3 separate regions of the Homo sapiens genome follow, and all the other regions are linked to region 1. Evidence: read pairs that join two places in POLR2A ChIA-PET (ENCODE). Cell type or tissue: MCF 10A. All regions are shown on one strand. Links, peaks and the distances in the headings refer to the core of each region. The heading gives the core; the rest is flanking DNA.

Region 1 (6,366 bases), core at 1-5,000:
TGATGAGAATGTTCTGGAATTAGATAGCGGTGATGGTTGCACAACTTTGTCAATGTACTAAAAACCACTGGGGGCCGGGTGTGGTGGCTCAGGCCTGTAATCCCAGCACTTTGGGAGGCTGAGGTGCTGGGGTCAGGAGTTCGAGACCAGTCTGGCCAACATGGCGAAACCCCTTCTCTACTAAAAATACAAAAATTAGCCGGGCATGGTGGCAGACGCCTGTAATCCCAGCTACTCGGGAGGCTGAGGCAGAAGAATCGCTTGAACCCGGGAGGTGGAGGTTGCAGTGGGCTGGGATTGCGTCACTGCACTGTGGCCTGGGCCAAGAGTGAAACTCCATCTCCAAAAAAAAACCCCACTGAATTGTACATTTCTAAAAAGTGGCTTTGGCCAGGCAGTGGCTCATGCCTGTAATCCCAGCACTTTGGGAGGCTGAGGCGGGTTAACTGCTTGAGTCCAGGAATTCGAGACCAGTCTAGTCTAGGCAACACAGCAAAACCCCATCTCTATAAAAATAAGCCAGGTATGGTGGCACGTGCCTGTAATTCCCACTACTTGGGAGGCTGAGCTGAGAGGGTCGCCTGAGCCTGGGAGGTCAAGAATGCGTAAGCCGTGATTGTACCACTGCACTCCAGCCTGGGTGAGACCCTGTCTCAAAGAAAAAAAACAAAAAAGGTAGCTTTTGTGGAATGTGAATTATATCTCAATTTTAAATAAAGGTTATGCCCATCTATTGACACAAAATGATGTCCCTGAGATTTTATTCAATGAAAAAAGAACAGCCTTGATAAAACCACACGTATAGAAAAAAGTGGGCAACATGGCCTGAACTCTCCCCAGGCACCCCCAACAGAAAACGCAGTCTGGGAGCCTGCAGCCTCAGATGAAGGGCTGGGTTGAGGCCCCAGACCTGCAGAGGGCGGCTCTGGGCTGCCTGGCTTCACCCTCTGCAGAGAAACCTGAAATCTCTAGCCTGTAGAGGAGCTTCTCCCTGCTTTTCTCCACTGCTAGACCCTCATGCTCAGGGCCAGGGCCCAGAGTGGGAATGAGAGAGGTGGGGTGATGACAGCCTCAGGATACTCCGCTCAAGCTGGCCTTGGTTCTAGCTCCCAAGCTGCAGCCACCTCTTAGGGGGTTCCTGCTGCCTGGACGCCTCTCCCTGTCACTCAATGTCACGTCCTCAGAGAAGCCCTCCCTGACCCCAGTCTCATTCAGGCCCCGTCATCTGCCCTCCCAGATTTCAGCATGTGTCACTGCAGATCTCAGGACGTGTACAGGGTTCCAGCTCATAAGGGTACACATTTGGGGACCAAGTTTCCCCTCTCTTGCTGTCCTCCAACTTTCCAGGAACCAGTCCCTGAGCTCCTCCTGCAGGACGAGGCCCCACACATTGCTTCTGATCACAGCCATCCTTTCCCCGCTCACTTTTCTCACTTTATCTCCCCAAACCGGGACAGTCAAGAACCACAGAGGACCGAAGTGCACAGTGGACGGAGCGGTCGTTCTGCCCCTCCTTGGCTCGTGGAAACCACCCGCCCTCACCTGGGCGGTCTCCTGCCCACGACCCCGAGCTGTGGGAAAAAGGGGGACCAGCCGCACACCCCCCTTTACCCAGGTGCTCGGCACATGGCAGGCGTCCTCCGCTTTCCCCTCCTGGGGGACCTGAAGGCGCCACGGGACACTGAACCAAGGGGAGGGCGCAATCAAAGCTGGCCCAGAATCAAAAGCATCTTTCCCGAGCCAGGAAAAAAAAAAAAAAGAGGACAAACAGCAGGTGGCCGACTGTCTGGGACTTGGCTGCAGCAGGCGACTAAGTCTTTGTTCCACGGAGGGGGTTCCCTGCGACCTTTCAGAGCAGCGCCTTGTTCCAATTTGGGGACGGGGGGGTCTCTGAAAGCCTTCCACCACCAGTAACATCCACGCAAAGACTACCGTTAGGTGGGCTCGGAAAGTCGAAAGCCTCAGGTCTCCACCCTGAGGGGGCCACGACCCAAGAGGACCAGAGGCCTCGGAAGGAGTCAAGGGGAATACCTTTAAAAAAAGCAACGCTGCGTGGGAGACCAGTCACCCTGAGGCGCTTATTCCCAGGACTGGGGCGAGCCCAAGAACCCGTATTTTCACGCACGCCCTCCCCGATCCGCCCATGAGCCCTGCTCCCCGAAATCCCGGCTGGCCACCCCCTCGGGCTCCGCGCCACCCCAGGAGCGCCCCAAGAAGGCACCCCCTGCGTCTCACGGGAACCAAAGGGACAGCCCACCCTCCACCCCTGCCCCCCGGTAGCATCTGGCCGCCGCCAGGCGCCCCTGGCCCAGCGCGCACGAACAAAGGCCGCAGTCGCCGTCCGGCAGCCAGTCCCTGAACGGCCGGCCGAAAGCCATGCGGCCCAACAAGCGGCGCACGCGCACTGGGCCTCCGCGCGCCGGGCGCACACGCACGCAAGACGCACGCACGCACGCACGACGCACGCGCGGGGCCCAGGCCGCGGCCCGGGGCAGGGGCGCCGAGGCCGCCGCAGAGGCCGCTGGGAGGAGCCCGTTGAGGCCCTGCGCGGCCGGCGCGCTCATTCACCTATAGTAAAAGACATCCCTGTGGCCGGCCGACAGCCCCGACCTTCTGGGCACTTCTTCCCTCTCCCAGCCCTGCGGGAGCGCCGGGCACTCCCACCTCTTCCGCTCCATTGCGCCCGGCTCCTCGGCCCGCCGCCGGGCCCGCCGCCGCCGCCCGGACCCCCACTCGCCGCCGCCGCCTCAGCTGCCTCCGCTGCCGCTGCCGCCGCCGCCACTTGCCGCGGCTGTTCCGGCCCGCGGGCCCCCGCCCTCCGCCCCCAGCCGGGCGCGCGCCGGCTTTGCCGCCCTTTCGGCCCCCTCCCCGCGCTCGCCAGCCCCCGCTCGGGGGGCCCGCTCCGCCCACCCGCCCGCGCGGGGCCCCGCGCTGCGCAGCCGCGGCGCCATGCCCCCGCCCCTCTACGGCCCCGCCAATCAGCGCGCTGGGAGGGGGCGGGGCCTTAAGTGGCGTGCGCGCCTGCGCGCTGTGCCTTGCGAGCTGCCAGTGCCCAGCAGCTGTGCCCGGAGTCCGCGCGGCTCCTTTTACTGTGCCCTGTCTCTGCCGGCCGCCTGGTGCGCGTGCGCGGGGACATGCTTTCGGACTAGTGGGGTCCTTTCCTCCGACCTTTCTCCAGCCCAAGTCTTGGGGACTCTGGCCCAGTGACTGGACCTCGACTTCCCCGCCCTCCTGGTCTCCCAGCTTCCGAGCTTTTTACGAGCGTCCAAATCTGGGGGACTTCCCCCGTGACCACCCCTTCCACGCCCCCAAGTTCCCTCCAGTAGCTTTTTTTTTTTTGAGACGGGGTCTCTGTCACCCAGGCTGGAGTGCAGAGGCGCGATCTTGGCTCACTGTAGCCTCCGCCTCCCGGGTTCAAGTTGTTATGCCTCAGCCTCCCAAGTAGCTGGTTCCACGGACGGCTAATTTTTGTAGTTTTAGTAGAGACGGGATTTCACCATGTTGGCCAGGCTGGACTCGAACTCCTTACTTCAGGTGATCAGCCCACTTCGGCCTCCCAAAGCGCTGGGATTACAGGCGTGAGCCACTGCGCCCCGTCCAGCTGCTTTTTGAACCCTCAAAATCCAGGAATCTGAGCACCCCCCCCCAGCTCCCCGACCACCCCCTGCACCTTAGTCCAGCCACCATCTCTGGCCGGGAGAGTTCCAGGACCTTCCTGCGGAATCGCCCACCCCCTGTTGTCTCCCCTTAACCCCTTCCCCAGCCAGCCAGAGGGATCCTGAAATGGAAACGGGTGGGCTGCCCCCCATCAGTTCCCCCTGACAGCGTCGCTCCCAAGGCTAGGGCTGGGCGGGCCTGCACAGGTGTTCAAGGACTGAGTCTAGCTGCTGTGCTCCCCTGCCTCCAGCTGGAGAAACTGTCCTGGTTCTAAGGACTCTTTTGTTGACATTGGGTCCACCCGATCTGGGATGCTTTCCCATCTGAAGATCTCGTCCCATTTTCAAAGTCCCTTTAGCTGCAGGTTCCAGGGAGTAGGACAGGCACATTCATTTATTGATTGATTGACTGACTGATGGAGACAGAGTCTTGCTCTGTTGCCCAGGCTCGAGTGCAATGGCGTGATCTCGGCTCACTGCAACCTCCACCTCCCGGGTTCAAGTAATTCTCCTGCCTCAGCCTCCCAAGTAGCTGGGACTACAGGCGCCCACCACCATGCCCGGCTAATTTTTTTGAATTTTTAGAAGAGATGGGATTTGACCTTGTTGGCCAGCTGGTTTCGAACTCCTGACCTCAAGTGATCCGCCCACCTCGGCCTCCCTAAGTGCTGGGGTTCCAGGTGTGAGCCACAGCGGCCGACGGAACGGGCACATTTTCGGGATGTTGTGCTGACCACAGAAGCACTGAATAAATCAGGATGGATGGGTGGATGATGGTCGGATGCCCCGCTCACCCCACCTCGTCGTGAGGTGAGGTGAGGTGTGAGACAGCCAGCTCTGTCTCCCGAGAAGCTCAGGAGCTGGTTACTGGCCTGAGACCGAGGCCCCATGGCATTGGGCTGCCATGGAAGAATCAGTGCTCCCAAGGAGACAGGAAAGTCTATGCTGTGGACTCAAAGCCAGGCAGTTACACCCCAGAACCAGCCGTGGTACCTGACTAGGGCAGCCAGAGCAAGGCCTGCCCCCATGCAAGGGAGATGATAATTATGTTTTGAGACAGGGTTTCACTTTGTTGCCTAGGCTGGAGTGCAGTGGCGTGATCTTGGCTCACTGTAACCTCCTGAGCTCAAGCAATGTGCCTGCCTCAGCCTCCCAAAGTGCTGGGATCACAGGCGCCAGCCACCACGCCCGGCTGGGAGATTATTATTATTTTTTTAATTTAATTATTTGTGTTTTTTTTGAGACGGAGTTTCGCTCTTGTTGCTCAGGCTGGAGTGCAGCGGCGCGATCTCGGCTCACTGCAGCCTCCGCCTCCCGAGTTCAAGCGATTCTCCTGCCTCAGCCTTCCAAGTAGCTGGGATTACTTGACTAGGGCAGCCAGTGCAAGGCCTGCCCCCATGCAAGGGAGATGATTATTATGGTGGCACCCGCCACCATGCCCGGCTAATTTTGTATTTTTAGTGGAGACGGGGTTTCTCCATGTTGGTCAGGCTGGTCTCAAACTCCCGACCTCAGGTGATCCGCCTGCCTTGGCCTCCCAGAGTCCTGGGATTATAGGCGTGAGCCACCGCGCCCGGCCAAGATTATTTTTAAAATTGGGCTATGATTGTGACAATGCACTCCAGCCTGGGTGGTAGAGCGAGACCTTGTCTAAAATAAGTAAGTCAATAAAATAGTCTTTAAAATGGCCAATTCCAGGCTGGGCGCAGTGGCTGCATACCAGTGTGAATGTATTAAAGCACTGCATTGCACACCTGAAAATGGTTAATTTTATGTTATGTGAATTTCACCTCAATAACAAAAAAAGTGACCCGGGACATATCATGTGCACACAGGAGCCCATTTGGAAGGGGTCACGATGGCCAAACAGAGAGGACAACTTGAGCAACAAAATTAAAGTTTATAAAGGATTTATAGTCTGTAGAAAAAATGTCATCAAGGCCGGGTGTGGTGGCTCATGCCTGTAATCCCAGCACTTTGGGAGGCCAAGGCGGGTGGATCATGAGGTCAGGAGATAGAGACCATCCTGGCTAACACGGTGAAACCCCGTGTCTACTAAAAAATACAAAAAATTAGCTGGGCTTGGTGGCGGGCGCCTGTAGTCCCAGCTACTCGGGAGGCTGAGGCAGGAGAATCGCTTGAACCTGGGAGGCAGAGGTTGCAGTGAGCTGAGATCGCGCCACTGCACTCCAGCCTGGGCGACAGATCGAGACTCTGTCTCAAAAAAAAAAAAAAGGAAAAAGAAAAAATGTCCTCGAGTGGATGCTGGTAGAAATAAATGACTGAATAAATGGCTGATGGGACCACGAGACTGCTCCTCTTTACAGTGGAGTCCAGTGACTCACTGTGGCAACAAACACAGGACCCCATCCGCCAGTCTGGCTCCTGTCACCTCCTGGGCTGGCGAGGGCCTCAGTGCCACCATGCTGAAGTCTCTGCCTTCCCTTTCGGGACTTAAGTACCAGGACAGCAGATACAGAAATAGGCAGGGGAAGCTCACTGCTACTGGGGTCTGGTAACCTACAGATTCAGGGCTCAAGTCACACAATTTCTTTTTTGAGACAGGGTCTCACTCTGCCACCCAGTCTGGAGTGCAGTGGCACAATCACGGCTCACCACAGCCTCAAACTTCTGGGCTCCAGCAATCCTCTCACTGTGGCCTCCCAAAGTACTGGGATTACAGGTGTGGGCCACTACACTTAGCCTGCAG
Region 2 (6,537 bases), core at 861-5,860, 280 kb after region 1:
AGGTGCTCGCTGTCTGGCCGGGCAGATGTGTGTCCCGGGACCTTATTTCTGAGCCACCTGTGCTGTCGTGGCTGGGAGACGCCGAGTGCCGAGGGAGCGCGGGCCTGGCCGGGGTCTCGGCTACTTCTCTCGGTGGGGAAGCAGGGACAGTCACCCCAGCAGCCCAGAATCGTTGTGAAGATCGACGTGGCCCGTGGCCGGAGCCCGGAACCGGGAGGGAAGTGGGACCAGGGGCTTGTGCTGGCCCCTGGGCCGCTCTGATACCAGTTGGGCGCCCACTGGATGGACTCCCAGTTAACAAGGCGGCCCTGCACTCCCACCTTGATCCTGACACCCGGACTCAGAGGTGGACAGGCAGGTGCCTGCCATAGGGGAGGAAAGAGGAGGCGCCTGCTCCCAGAGGCCCCACCTCAGGTCACGGCCACCACAGGCCAAGAGGACAGAATCACAGCCAAGCAGGGATGGTCTCCATCCTCTTCCAGAACCCCAGAGGGCCCTCAGGTCATGCAGAACAGAGCCAGCCGGGTGGGTCCCACCAGCTTGGCATTAATGGGACGACGGATGAATGCAGCCACAGCGTCATAAGAGCTTGGTCAGCCGCCCACACACACATGCTGGGACCCCACGAATGCCAGTCGGGGCTGACAGGCCACTGGTCCCCTGGGGAGCAGCTGGAGGGTGCACAGCCCTGGGCACCGCCCCAGACCTGACCCACTGGAAGGGCCTAGCCCACATCTCAGGCAAGCCTCTGCCACACCCACAGCCATGCTCCAGCCACTGGCCCTGGGGAGGGTCTGCCCTCCCCCCGGGCTCCGGGTACCAGAGTGGGCCTAGGCCATAGGGTCACCTGGCTGGTGTCTGTCCCGTCACCCAGGGCCCCGTGCTGGGGTGTACCAGGAGCAGGTGACACAGGGTGGACCAGAGACTCAGCCCCCAGGCGCCCTACCCGGGAGAACGCTGTTGCAGGGCTTGAACAAGTGTGTCCTGGAAAATCCACAAAATGGAGAACGGGAAGTTGGCCCTACTCCCAGGTGGCCTGGCCCCGGGCCATACCAAGTGGGAGGTGGGGAGAGCGCGCGTCCTGGAATAGAGTGCTGGCCTCCCCTGTCGCCACCCCTGCGGGGTCCTCCCGGGTCCCAAGAGCAGGGGGTGGTGGGGAGAGGCCGAGGGTGGAAGTTGGCCTGACAGCCTGGAGCCTGAAGGCCCGGACTCGGTTTACCCCATGTGAGAGGGACAGGCAGAGGGAACACAGTGTACGCTGAAGGCGTCTGGGAGCCCTGCCGAAGCCTCGGTGCTGAGTTCGCAGCAGCTTGAGAATGGGGCTGCCTGAAACCAAGGCCAGCATCGCGCACCGTGAATATCCACAGCCCGCAGGGAGGGAGGGGCGGCCCCAAATACTTCGATTTCCAAAATCCTCTTCATCACAGTGTCTTGTGGAACTAGTACCACATGGATCAGATGAAGTCGTCAACTATTTTAAGATGAGAATTTTATCTCAGTTTGATCTGTAAATCTAAGAATCTAAGCAATCTCAATGTTTTCAAAGAAGATCACGGTGGGAGAACCAGATAAACTTGCCTGCTGTTCAGGAGAAAAAAGAAACGTGCAAAATAATGCAAGGAGGAGGGGCCTCCGGACATGAGGTCAGGAAGACAATGGGGTTCTGGAAAACTGGGATAAGAGTCTAGGGACAGACCCAAATCTACTTGCCATAAAGACAGCACTTCAGTGGGGAAAAGAATGCTTTTTTGGGAAATAAAGTTGGGACAATTTGTGGAAAAAAAGTTTTGCTTCCTACCTTACTCCTTACCAGGAATACTTTCTAAAATTAGACATAAGCATTTAAATATATGGGGAAAAAAAAACCCCACTACATTTCTAGAAGAAAATCTCAAATGTTTTATGATCTTACAGCGGAGAAGATATTCCTGAGATGACACAAAAATGCAGGAGCCGTAAAGAGAAAAAAACTAATGACCAGTAACAATTTTAGATGCTTAGCTTAAAGAAAAAAATACAAACAAAGTCAAAGACTAATGACAGATAGAAAAAAGAAACACTTCCGGGTCAGCCGAGAAATGGTATTCAGCAATAAATGTGTCAGAGTCCCAAAAAAAAAAAAAAAAAAAAAAAAAAAAAAACACTTCTACTAGACAGAAAGCGAATTTTCTTAATCTGTAAAGTGCACCTAGAAACCACCACCATCCACCCAACAGAAAAATGAGCCAAGAAGATAAAATACAAATGGCTTTTAAATAGTCAAACGTTTATAATAAACATATTTTCCAATCTCGAAACGACTGTCAGTGGTAACAATGATCAACGTAACATAGATGTAACAGGAACATCACGACGTTCGACTATACTTACAGGAAACACAAGCTACAGTGAAATACTATCTCACGCCTACCAGGTCTGCAAAATCCAGCTTGGGCAAGGGTGTCGCCGGCCCCCTCTTATGCTGGTGGGGGAGGGCGATTTGGTACCACCCCTTTAGGGGCCTAAATACAGCCCTCGCACTTCTGCACCAAGGAATTTAACCTAAGAAAATAGTCCGACTTGGGCAAAAAACGGTTTGTACAAGCAATAGTCAAGCTAGCATTGTTCGTTATAAAAGACAGCAAAAACCCTAAATTTCTACAGGAAAGGGGATAAAGTCTGGTGCTATAAAACTCCGTTTCCGGAGGAATCCCACCTGTATCTGAATGCATGGGGCGCTCTCCGAGCTACGTTAAGTATAAGAGCCCCAAGTAAAGTAACTGACCTTTTGCAGAAACGCACGTAGATGTTCCTGCATAGACTTTCTTTGCAGACCCGTAAGAAACGGGTTTCCCTCTGCCCCAGGGGAGAACTGGGCCTTGGAGGTTAGGACTGGGAAAAACACATCAAGTCTTCACCAAATACCCTTTCAGGCTCCTTGAATTTTCTACTCTGTGCACCTGAACACACTTTTGTTCTCTTGCAAGCAGTTGCTTTGCACTGGAGGCAATGAAGACACGGCGGAGTCCCAGCTCGCAGGGAGCTCAGGTTCTGACGGCGTCAGAGGACAACACGCTCTGGACCAGCGCAGCGCCCAAGGGTCAGCGGCAGCAGCGAGCAGGGGGCACGGGATGCGGGGAGGCTCTTCGGGAGGCATGAAAGGCAGACGTGTTCCGAAACGTGAGCCGCGCTGAGGGGCACGGCGCACGACCGGGGACAGAAGGAAGACACTGCGGTCGCAAAGCCCTGGCCGTGCAAAGGCCCCGTGGTCAGCCAGGAGCCCAGGCGTCCCCTGCTCTAGCGAGGTTTCCTTCCGAACGTCCCGTAGCACCGCTTACCATGGAACGGCGGGCGCTGCCTCGCAGCCCCGACCCCGCGGCGGCCCCCACGGGCCTACGAGGAACTCGAGGCCGAGGGAAGGAGTGAGAGCGGCCGGAAAGGGGCAGGGCCGAGCCGGACCGGTACCTGGCTGGGTCCCAGCGGCCGCCACTTACCACCGAGGCCGCCTCTTCGTCCACAGCCTGACGCCAGCCACCGCCGCCGCCGTCTCCACTGCCGCACGCACGCCGCCACTTCCGCTTCCGTCCGTGCTGCGGCCCCGCACGTGACGCAGCGCCTTCTCGCGCCCAGACTGAAGCACCGCCCCCCCTTAAAGGGGCCGCGGACTAGAGCTAGCTGGATGCAGCTTGGGATCCCGGCCTCGCCACCGCCTGGTCGCGCGACACAGGCTGAACCCTGCCCAACCCTAAGGTGGACAACAGGCCACCGGTTCCCGAGTCCTCCCGGTCCTAAGCCTTCTGCCCTAGAGATCGTAGGAACTCTTCTCGTGATCCCAGCTCCAGTGTCGGCTCCCTCTTCCAGGGGAGACCCTCGGGGCCCAAGCACCTGCCACCGCCCTCTGCTGGACCCCAGCTTCGCCATCTACGAAGGAAGCGGCCTGTCCGAGCTCTGAGGTCCGTCAAGCGCGGCACCTCAGGACCCAGAGTGCGCTGTCCTGGCCCCTCTGCAGTAGGACTGACGGGAAGCTGTCGAGGGGGCAGTCCCGCGATGGCAGCAGGGCCCCCACGCCTGGCGTCCTCATCGCGCCCACCCAGCAGGGCTCACCAGCCTCCCTAGGAAGCAGGCAGGGGTCCTGGGCTCAAACGCTGCCCCACCCATCATCGCCCAGGCAACCAGCTCCCTAAGGGCTCCCCGGACTAGACAGAGACCCACCCCACTTCCGCAGAGTAAAACCTATAAGGGGGTCCGTGCCGATCTCTCCTAGGGACTCAGGGACGAAACCTGGGAACCCCGGCCCCCTTTCGAGCTCGCTGAGCGCTCGAGAGAGTGAGCAGAGCCATGAAAGGAAGGAGAGCAGCCCTAAAATTTTAAATCTTTAATTTCCGTTTTCACGTATTTTCTTCTTGCTTCCAAAAGGAAAGGAGTGCGTAGCTCTGTTGCCTGTACATCGTCCACAGCCCCTGGGTCGGGGCGGGGTCCCCTGGGCCGCCCGGGGGGTCCACATGCAGCCCCTGGGTGGGGGCCGGCGCGGGGTGAGGTCCGGGGGCCGCCTTATTGCTGAGGTCCGGCCGGTTGGGGCCGCCGCTAGGCGCGCTGGCTGGGCAGCTCCTGGGAGATGAAGCGACGCAGGCGCTCCAGGTACTGGCTGTAGAGCTCGATGTCGTTGTGCCCGGCGCCCTCCACCCACAGCGGCTCCACCGCCTTGGGGCAGCGCTCGTAGAGCGCCAGCCCGTGCGAGAAGTCGATCACCTCGTCCTCCGTGCCGTGGATGATGAGCACGGGAGACGTGATCTTGGACACCTTCTCGATGCTGCGGGAGGGTCGTGGAGCCGGTGAGACTTCGCGCCCGGCCCGGGCCCCGCCCCGCCCCCGTCCCCGCCCGGGCCGCTCACTTAGGGAAGGCGTCGAAGCAGTAGGTCTTCTTGGTGTCGGGGAAGGCGACGCGCATGCCCGAGGTGAGCGGCGAGTGCAGCACCACCGCGGCACACTCGTAGCGCGAGGCCAGGTCCACGGTGGGCACCGTGCCGATGCTCTGCCCGTACAGGATGATGCTGTCCGGGCTGATGCCGTACCTGGCGGCGCCGGAGCAGGGTCAGCCGCGGCCTCCGACGCGCGCGCACCCTTCCCACCAGCGGGCGTCCCCGGGCCCAGCTCCGGATGCGACCCTCCAGTCTCCCCACTCAGCCAAGTCAGTGGGTCAGGCTCAGGCTCCACACCAGTCCCGAGGGCCACCCCCAGCCCCCAACACCGTGGCGGTGGGCGAAGCCAGCGGCCCCGCCCCGTTCCCTGCGCTGCCGTTCACTGGCGTTTCCTAGCTAGGATCTGCAGGGATCCTGCCTACGGAGTGCCCCTGGGGCGGGGGTAAGGGAGGCCCTGGCGCCTCTCCTCCTCCTGGTCACCCCTAGGTGCACACTGGGAACTGTGTGGCCCCCACATCCTGAATGCTTCACACCTTCCTGCCAGGGTTAGAAAACCGTTCCTGGTGCACTGGCCAGGACAGCGGACACTATTCCTCCCTGCAGCCCTTGCCCACCCCCTTGGCCATGAGGAATTCAGGCAGCTGTGTCCCCAAATGTCTCCACCCAATTTTGGACTCTCGGAGTCCCCACGCCCAATGAGATGCCAGTGCAACCCAGGTCAGCATCGAGGGTGGTGGCTGCGGAGGTGGCACCCCCTCCCACCAGCACCTTCCCTTGGGAGTGGACAAGTCCTCGGCCACCTCAGCACCACCAGCTCCCACCCAGGGGCACCCTCACCCCCAGGTCATTGGTGTGCGGCCCCTGACCCAGCTGATCCAGCACCAGTTACAAGGCCTCCTCGTGCCCAGTCCCAAGCACACGGGACCCACCTGCCACCCTGCCCATGCCGGGACCCCACAACTCTCCTCCCACACGCTCTAGGCTCTGATCCCAGGCAGACGCCCTCTTGCAAGGCAGGAGCATGGGCAGGTGTGCGTCCCCTCTGCCTGGCATCTCCACCAGCAGGGCTGTCCCCGTCCCTGGCCTGGAATCCCAGCCTCCTGGCAGCACTCCACAGCTCGCCACTCACCCATGCCCCAAAGGATGCTGCCTGGCTGGTGCCTGTGGCTCCAGCTCTGCCTCGGCCTCCCTGGCCTGCTCCCTGGCAGCCATGGTCAGTAGTGTGCTGAGCCAGCCCAGCCCTGCCACCTGCTACAGGCAGGAGCCCCGAGCTGCCACCTGGATGTCACCACTCAAACGAACAGGACACATCCCCGGTGGAGGCCCTGGGCACGCTCTGGCCTCCCCCTCACAGCTCTGGGCCTAGGTTCCTGCAGGACAAAGTGGCAGCAGGACAGATGGCCGAGCAGACAGAGCTCAGAGCTGGCCATGGCAGGTGTGACTCTGCCAGTGGCCCAGGCAGTAGAGACAGGAGGGGCCGAGGAAGTCGCATGAAGTGGTGATTGGTGTCAGCGTCCCACACTGCTGGGAGGCCCCCAGAGCCAGGGTGGTGCCAGGGGACCAGCTCCCAGGCCCACTGCAGGGACTGCCTGCATATCACCAAGGCAACGACGACCCCACCTCCCTAGGGCCTCTGACT
Region 3 (6,537 bases), core at 574-5,573, 810 kb before region 1:
GCCACAGACCAGGCAGCTGAATCCCCGCTCTACAGACAACCCCATCAAGGCTGGGGCAGTGAGACGCTCTGAAGGCCACAGGCCCCCAGGATCCCACCCCGTCCGTCTCTCCCTCCCTGCTGTCCCTCTGTGAGCCACACCCTGCGGCTGTCAGCGGCAGTGATGGGGGCTGCAGGGGCTGGGGACAGAGGGGGATGAGTTTCCAGCCAGGCGGCCTGGGAGGGTAGCTTTAATCCCCACCTCGGTTTTGTCTTAGAAGCAGTTGCATGGCTGTGCTCCAGGCCGTCCAGGGTTCAGGCTGAGCCACCGTCTAGGTCTAGACGTCAGTGTCCATCAGGACCTGGCGTGCCCTGCAAGCAGACATGTGCTCCTTCGACCTCCGTCAACCCTGGAGATGAAGCAGGGAAGGGGCCCTGGCTGGAGGCTTGGACATCCATCCGGAGGGGCGGAGTGGCCTCGAGGCGGTGTGTGAGTCCCCGGGGAAGATGCAGGGGACGCTGGGTGGCCGGTGGCACGAGTGAGGCTCGGGGTCCCGCAGCCCCCCGTGGTGTGGGTGCCTGAGTTGGGGGGTCCTCGAGGAGGACAAGGGAGGGAACTGAAGGGGGCCAGGACACCCGGTAGCTTGGCTGCCGGGGGCTCTGTGATATGCTAAGTCCCTCCTGCTCACCACTAAACCCAAGAGGAAAAGGAATTCCTGGCAGAGTCCAATTTAAAGTCAACAAACAAACAATGTGGGAAGGAGAGAAGGAATCCCAGGAATGTGGGCGAGGTCCTCCTCCCGCCGGGGCCACCCTGGACCCGGCGAGAAATCGAAGGTCCCCCAAGGACCCACGTCCAGGAGCCAACAGCCTCTCTGTGCAAACCAGACAACCCTGCAGGAACTGTGCTTGAAGAAACCGTGGAAACTGCCCCCAACCCTCCCGTCTCTATTTCTTTCTCTGTTTTATTATCTCATTCTTGGCTGTGAGGTAAACAGGAGAAAATGAGAAGGTGGTTCTGGAGGACCCGACCGAATTTGCTTTCGTGACAGGGTCAAGCGCCCTTTCCTCGCCGGCCGCAGCCCTCACCAAAGGGGATTTGGGGGCCTCCGGACAGGGGTCCTGAAGGTTTTGAATTGTTCAATCTCTGGGGGTACAGGAACCCCTGCAGGAGGTTTCAAAGGCAAGAGTTTCGCAGAGAGAAAAAAACCATGAACTTTGCAGGTTGGTGGCGGAATCTGGTGATTTAAGAAAACGTGTTTAAGCCTCGGCCGGGCCGCGCCTGGGCTGTCTGCGGTGCTCTTCCGGAATTCTCTACAATATCTGGAAGTGACCAAGAAAATTCCAGAACCCGGAGGCTGCGCCGTGGAGATAAACATGGGCACCTGGGTATGTTTGTTTTTATTGTTAGGACCTATTTTATCACAAGCAAAAAAAAGGAAGCTGCCCAGAAATCCAGGGGTGATGGATAGAAGGCGATGGGGCCTGCAGTGGCCCAACGGATTCTAGAATTTTCCTCTAGGAAGATGCCCGGGAATTTTAACCCTGTTGGCTCGACCCAGAAGCTCGGGGTGGCAGGGAAAGGATCACTGTGGCCTTCCTTCCTTCCTTCCTTCCTTCCTGGAATTTCGCTCTGTTGCCCAGGCTGGAGCGCAGTGACGTAATCATAGTTTGCTGCGGCCCTGACCCCAATGGCACAAATGAGCCTCCTGCCTCAATCTCCTAAGTAGCTGGGACTACAGGCATATGCCACTACGCCCGGCTAAATTTTTTTTTTTTTTTTTTTTGAGACAGAGTTTCCCTCTTGTCGCCCAGGCTGGAGTGCAGTGTCGCAACTTCGGCTCACCACAACCTCCGCCTCCCAGGTGGAAGCGATTCTCCTGCCTCAGCCTCCCAAGTAGCTGGGATTACAGGCATGAGCCACCACGTCTGGCTAATTTTTGCATTTTTAGTAGAGACGGGGTTTCGCCATGTTAGCCAGGCTGGTCTCGAACTCCTGACCTTGTGATCCACCCACCTCGGCCTCCCAAAGTGCTGGGATTACAGGCGTGAGCCACTGCGCCCGGCCCATTGTTTATTTATTTATTTTTGTAGAGACAGGGTCTCGCTGTGTCACCCAGGCTGGAGTGCAGTGGCAAGATCACATCCCACTGCAGCCTCGACCTCCTGGGCTCAAGTGATCCTCCTGCCTCAGCCTCCTGAGTAGCTGGGACCACAGGCATACGCCAGCACGCCCAGCTAATTAAAAAAAAAAAAAAAAAACTTTAGCAGCCAGGCACGGTGGCTCACTCTTGTAATCCCAGCAATTTGGGAAGCTGAGGCGGACAGATCACTAGAGGTCAGGAGTTTGAGACTATCCCTGTCTCTACTAAAAATACAAAAATTAGCCAGGTGTGGTGGCGCACATGTAATCCCAGCTACTCCGGAGGCTGAGGCAGGACAATCACTTGAACCCGGGAAGCAGAGGTTGCAGTGAGGTGAGATCGTGCCCCTGGGCGACAGAGGGAGAATCCATCTCAAAAAAAAAAAAAAAAAATTTCCGGATGGGGTCTCGCCACGTTGCCCAGGCTGGTCTTGAACTCCTGAGCTCAAGTGATTCTCTCACCTCGACATCCCAGGTTGGTGGATTACAGGCGTGAGCCACAGTGCCTGGCCCTGGCTTTTCTTCTTGTTTGTCAGGCTCTGCTGTTGTGATAGGAAGGCTTGAGGACTTCAAAGGGGCGGCTGGTGTGCGGGGTTGGGGACGATGGCAGGGACAGGAGGGAGGTGCTGTTGGCATGTGTGGAATGTGGCATTGGCGCTGGATGGACGGGTCTGTGTGCGCTGACTGCGTGTCCGATGCCAGGGCCTGTGTTCCCCCTGCACGTCCCCAGGAAGGAACTGCTGGACCAGCAGAATGAGGGGCCAACGCCAGGGGCAGCACTGCCCGGCCACAGAGGACTGTGGCCCCACAGATGACACCCTCAGCTACCAGCTCCTGCATCTGGAAGATGACCAGGAGGAGGAAGGACGGTCTGCAAGTGTTCAAAGTGATGTTTCCAGGCCGGGCGCGCTTGTAATACCAGCATTTGGGAGGCTGAGGCAGGCGGATCACCTGAGGTCGGGAGTTCGAGACCAGCCTGACCAACGTGGAGAAACCCCGTCTCTACTAAAAATACAAAATTAGCCAGGCGTGGTGGCGCAGCTACTCGGGAGGCTGAGGCAGGAGAATCGCTTGAACCCGGGAGGCGGAGGTTGCGGTGAGCTGAGATTGTGCCATTGCACTCCAGCCTGGGCAACAAGAGTGAAACTCCGTCTGAAAAAAAAAAAACCTCTATAACATCCAAAATACTAACCACTTGTTACCTCTAGATTGTTTGGGGATGTTAGATTTCTCCTTTGTTGCCAGCTCTTTTATTTTTATTTATTTATTTATTATTATTATTATTATTATTATTATTATTATTATTTTGAGATGGAGTCTTGTTCTGTTGCCCAGGATGGAGTGCAGTGGTGTGATCTCGGCTCACTGCAACCTCCGCCTCCTGGGTTTGAGCAATTCTCCTGCCTCAGCCTCCCGAGTAGCTGGGACTACACGCGTGTGCCACCACGCCAGGCTAATTTTTGTATTTTTAGTAGAGACGGGGTTTTGCCATGTTGGCCAGGATGGTCAGGAACTCCCCAACTCTTATTTTTAAATGTTGGGCCACACAAGTCTGGGAAATGTTAGTTTTCAAACACATCAGGGAATAAATGGATACAAAAGTCTTGAGGACCACTTAAGAAATGAACAATAGCAGATGTGTAACAGTTATACTACGCTGCTACCTTGTAAAACATTTTAGAAACATCTGTTTCCAGCCGGGCCTGGTGGCTCACGCCTGTGATACCAGCACTTTGGGAGGCTGAGGTGGGCAGATCATGAGGTCAGGAGTTCGAGACCAGCCTGGCCAACCTAGTGAACCCTCATCTCTACTAAAACTACAAAAAATTAGCCAGGTGTGGTGGCGGGCGCCTGTAATCCCAGCTACTTGGGAGGCTGAGGCAGGAGAATCGCTTGAACCTGGGAGGCGGAGGTTGCAGTGAGCCAAGATTGCACCACTGCTCTCCAGCCTGGCAACAAAGGAAGACTCCATCTCAAAAAAAAAAAAGAATAAAAAGAATACAAAAAGAAAAAAAAAACATCTGTATCATCCTTGTAGATTCTGGGGTTTGGAAACAGGCTTTGAAAAAAGTCCTGAAACAGGCCGGGCGCCGTGGCTCACACCTGTAATCCCAGCACTTCTGGAGGCCGAGGCGGGCGGATCATGAGGTCAGGAGATCGAGACCATCCTGGCTAACACGGTGAAACCCCGTCTCTACTAAAAATACAAAAAAATTAGCCGGGCGTGGTGGTGGGCACCTGTAGTCCCAGCTACTCGGGAGGCTGAGGCAGGAGAATGGCCTGAACCTGGGAGGTGGAGCTTGCAGTGAGCCGAGATCGCGCCACTGCACTCCAGCCTGGGCGACAGAGCGAGACTCTGTCTCAGAAAAGAAAAGAAAAGAAGAGAAGAGAAGAAAAGAAAAAATCCTGAAGCAAATGGAGCAAATTTTGAACAGCTTGAATACCTGAGACAGGCCAGGGGTGCGGGGCAGGCTCATTTTATATTCTTCACGGTTGTGTGAATTTCTTGCAATTATATGTAGCAATTTTTTCACCAGGATTTAGTATATTAGCATGTTTCGGGCTGGGCACGGTGGCTCACGCCTGTAATCCCAACACTTTGGGAGGCCGAGGCAGGTGGATCACTAGGTCAGGAGTTTGAGACCATCCTGGCCAACATGGAGACACCTCATCTCTACTAAAAATACAAAAATTATCTGGGCGTGGCGGTGGGCGCCTGTAATCCCAGCTACTTGTGAGGCTGAAGCAGGAGAATCGCTTGAACTCGGGAAGCGGAGGTTGCAGTGAGCTGAAATCGCACCACTGCACTCCAGCCTGGGCAACAGGGCGAGATTCCGTCTCAAAAAAAAAAGAAGCATGTTTCCTAGCAAGCCAATTCAGAATAAAAAGAAAACAAAGGAGAAAATATAATCCCAATAAAATATATTGAAATAAATATGTACACACATATATATATGTGAGTTTATGCTTTGTTTTGTTTTGTTTTCTGGAAGACGGAGTCTCGCTCTGTCACCCAGACTGGAGTGCAATGGCGTGATCTCAGCTCACTGCAACCTCTGCCTCCCTGGTTCAAGGGATTCTCTTGCCTCAGCCTCCCGAGTAGCTGGCATTATAGGTACCACCACGCCCGGCTAATTTTTGTATTTTTAGTAGAGACGGGGTTTCACCATGTTGTCCAGGCTGGTCTCAAACTCCTGACCTCAAGTGATCCTCCCGCCTCTGCTATTTATTTATTCTGGGTTTTTTTTATTCTTTTTTGTTGTTGTTTTCATTTTATCTTTCTTTTCCTATTTATTTAGAGACAGGGTTTCGCCATGTTGCCCAGGCTGGTCTGAACTCCCGGACTCAAGCCATCTGCCCATGCCGGCCTCCCAGTGTGCTGGGATTACAGGAGGAAGCCACTGTGACCAGCCTGAAAGTGTTCATTTTTAAATTTTTAATAGAGATGGGGTCTCACTATGTCACCCAGGCTGGTCCGAAACTCCTGGGCTCAAACCATCCGCCCACCTCGGCCTCCCAAAGTGCTGGGATCACAGGTGGGAGCCACGCGCCCGGCCCCAAAGCCCTCCTTGCACAAGCACCTGAGCCGCCATGGCCCACAGGCCCATCAAAACCAGAGCAAACTGGTACCTGTGATACAGCCTCCACTCCAGCCCCAGGGCCCAGCCCCAGGCCACCCGAGCCGGCTGTGGGTGACCTGAGACCAAGTGTCGTTTCCTGCTATAAACTATTGATGCCTGAGCAGTCACCTCCAGGAGCTCCGGGCTTGGCTACGGTGTCCTGGGTTCCCTGTAATGAAGCCCGGGGCAGCTGCGGCCTGGAGGGCGTCTGCTCCGCCTCCATCCTGGGCCCGCCTGGGGCTCTTTTCCTTCTAGGCCTGGTTCCCTCCAAAATTAGCTTCCTATCGGGATCCCACATCCCCTCACAATGGAGGCCTGACCTCTGGGGAGACACAATGTCAGGGTCACTGTGAGGTTTTTATTTATGTACTTTTATTTTTATTTATTTGATACCGAGTCTCACTGTGTTGTCCAGGCTGGACTGCATTAGTGTGATCCTGGCTCACTGCAACCTCTGCCTCTCGGGCTCAAGCGATTCTCCTGCCTCAGCCTCCCAAGTAGCTGGGATTACAGGCACCCACCACCACGCCCGGGTAATTTTTTTGTATTTTTAGTAGAGACGGGGTTTCACCGTGTTCGCCAGGATGGTCTCGGTCTCCTGACCTCGTGATCTGCCCGCCTCAGCCTCCCAAAGTGCTGGGATGACAGGCGTGAACCACCGCGCCCGGCCTCGATTTACTCATTTTTTTTGAGAGAGAGAGAGAGTCTCACTCTGTCACCCAGGCTGGAGTGCAGTGGCGTGATCTCAGCTCACTGCAACCTCCGCCTCTTGGGTTCAAATAATAATTCTCCTGCC

Evidence for each region. Peaks named below come from ENCODE experiments on the same cell type or tissue, not always from the same donor. Only the 100,000 strongest peaks of a DNase experiment are listed, where the experiment ranks them.
Region 2: POLR2A ChIA-PET joins it to region 1 with 5 read pairs; 5 of 35 experiments call an interaction of 5 or more read pairs at or near these places.
Region 3: POLR2A ChIA-PET joins it to region 1 with 5 read pairs; 2 of 35 experiments call an interaction of 5 or more read pairs at or near these places.

The regions. Positions count from the first base shown.
Region 1 is chr19:1,589,954-1,596,319 of GRCh38, forward strand. It overlaps MBD3 (methyl-CpG binding domain protein 3), which reads right to left and starts at 2,912. Exons shown (of 7, transcript NM_001281453.2): 1 at 2,569-2,912. The coding sequence starts at 2,678. RefSeq lists enhancers at 936-1,925, 3,303-3,352 and silencers at 2,163-2,262, 2,403-2,702, 2,863-2,912, 2,983-3,052. In MCF 10A, for the core only: a CTCF peak has its summit at 863; DNase peaks (open chromatin) are centred at 2,438 and 3,028.
Region 2 is chr19:1,872,637-1,879,173 of GRCh38, forward strand. It overlaps ABHD17A (abhydrolase domain containing 17A, depalmitoylase), which reads right to left. Exons shown (of 5, transcript NM_001130111.2): 4 at 4,872-5,051; 5 at 4,174-4,789. The coding sequence ends at 4,564. It also overlaps a transcript of KLF16 not described here. Among named protein-coding and RNA genes, the nearest start is that of ABHD17A, 9.6 kb to the right of the region's middle. RefSeq lists enhancers at 906-1,621, 2,810-3,510, 3,511-4,210, 3,723-3,772, 4,211-4,911 and 2 more and silencers at 3,233-3,482, 3,863-4,004. In MCF 10A, for the core only: no CTCF peak of the experiment used is centred there; a DNase peak (open chromatin) is centred at 3,595.
Region 3 is chr19:781,964-788,500 of GRCh38, forward strand. It overlaps LINC01836 (long intergenic non-protein coding RNA 1836), which reads left to right and starts at 833. Exons shown (of 2, transcript XR_001753829.3): 1 at 833-1,367; 2 at 2,852-3,740. It overlaps LOC101928450 (a long non-coding RNA gene), which reads right to left and starts at 645. Exons shown (of 2, transcript NR_187752.1): 1 at 241-645. RefSeq lists enhancers at 386-959, 5,213-5,783, 5,784-6,352. In MCF 10A, for the core only: no CTCF peak of the experiment used is centred there; a DNase peak (open chromatin) is centred at 728.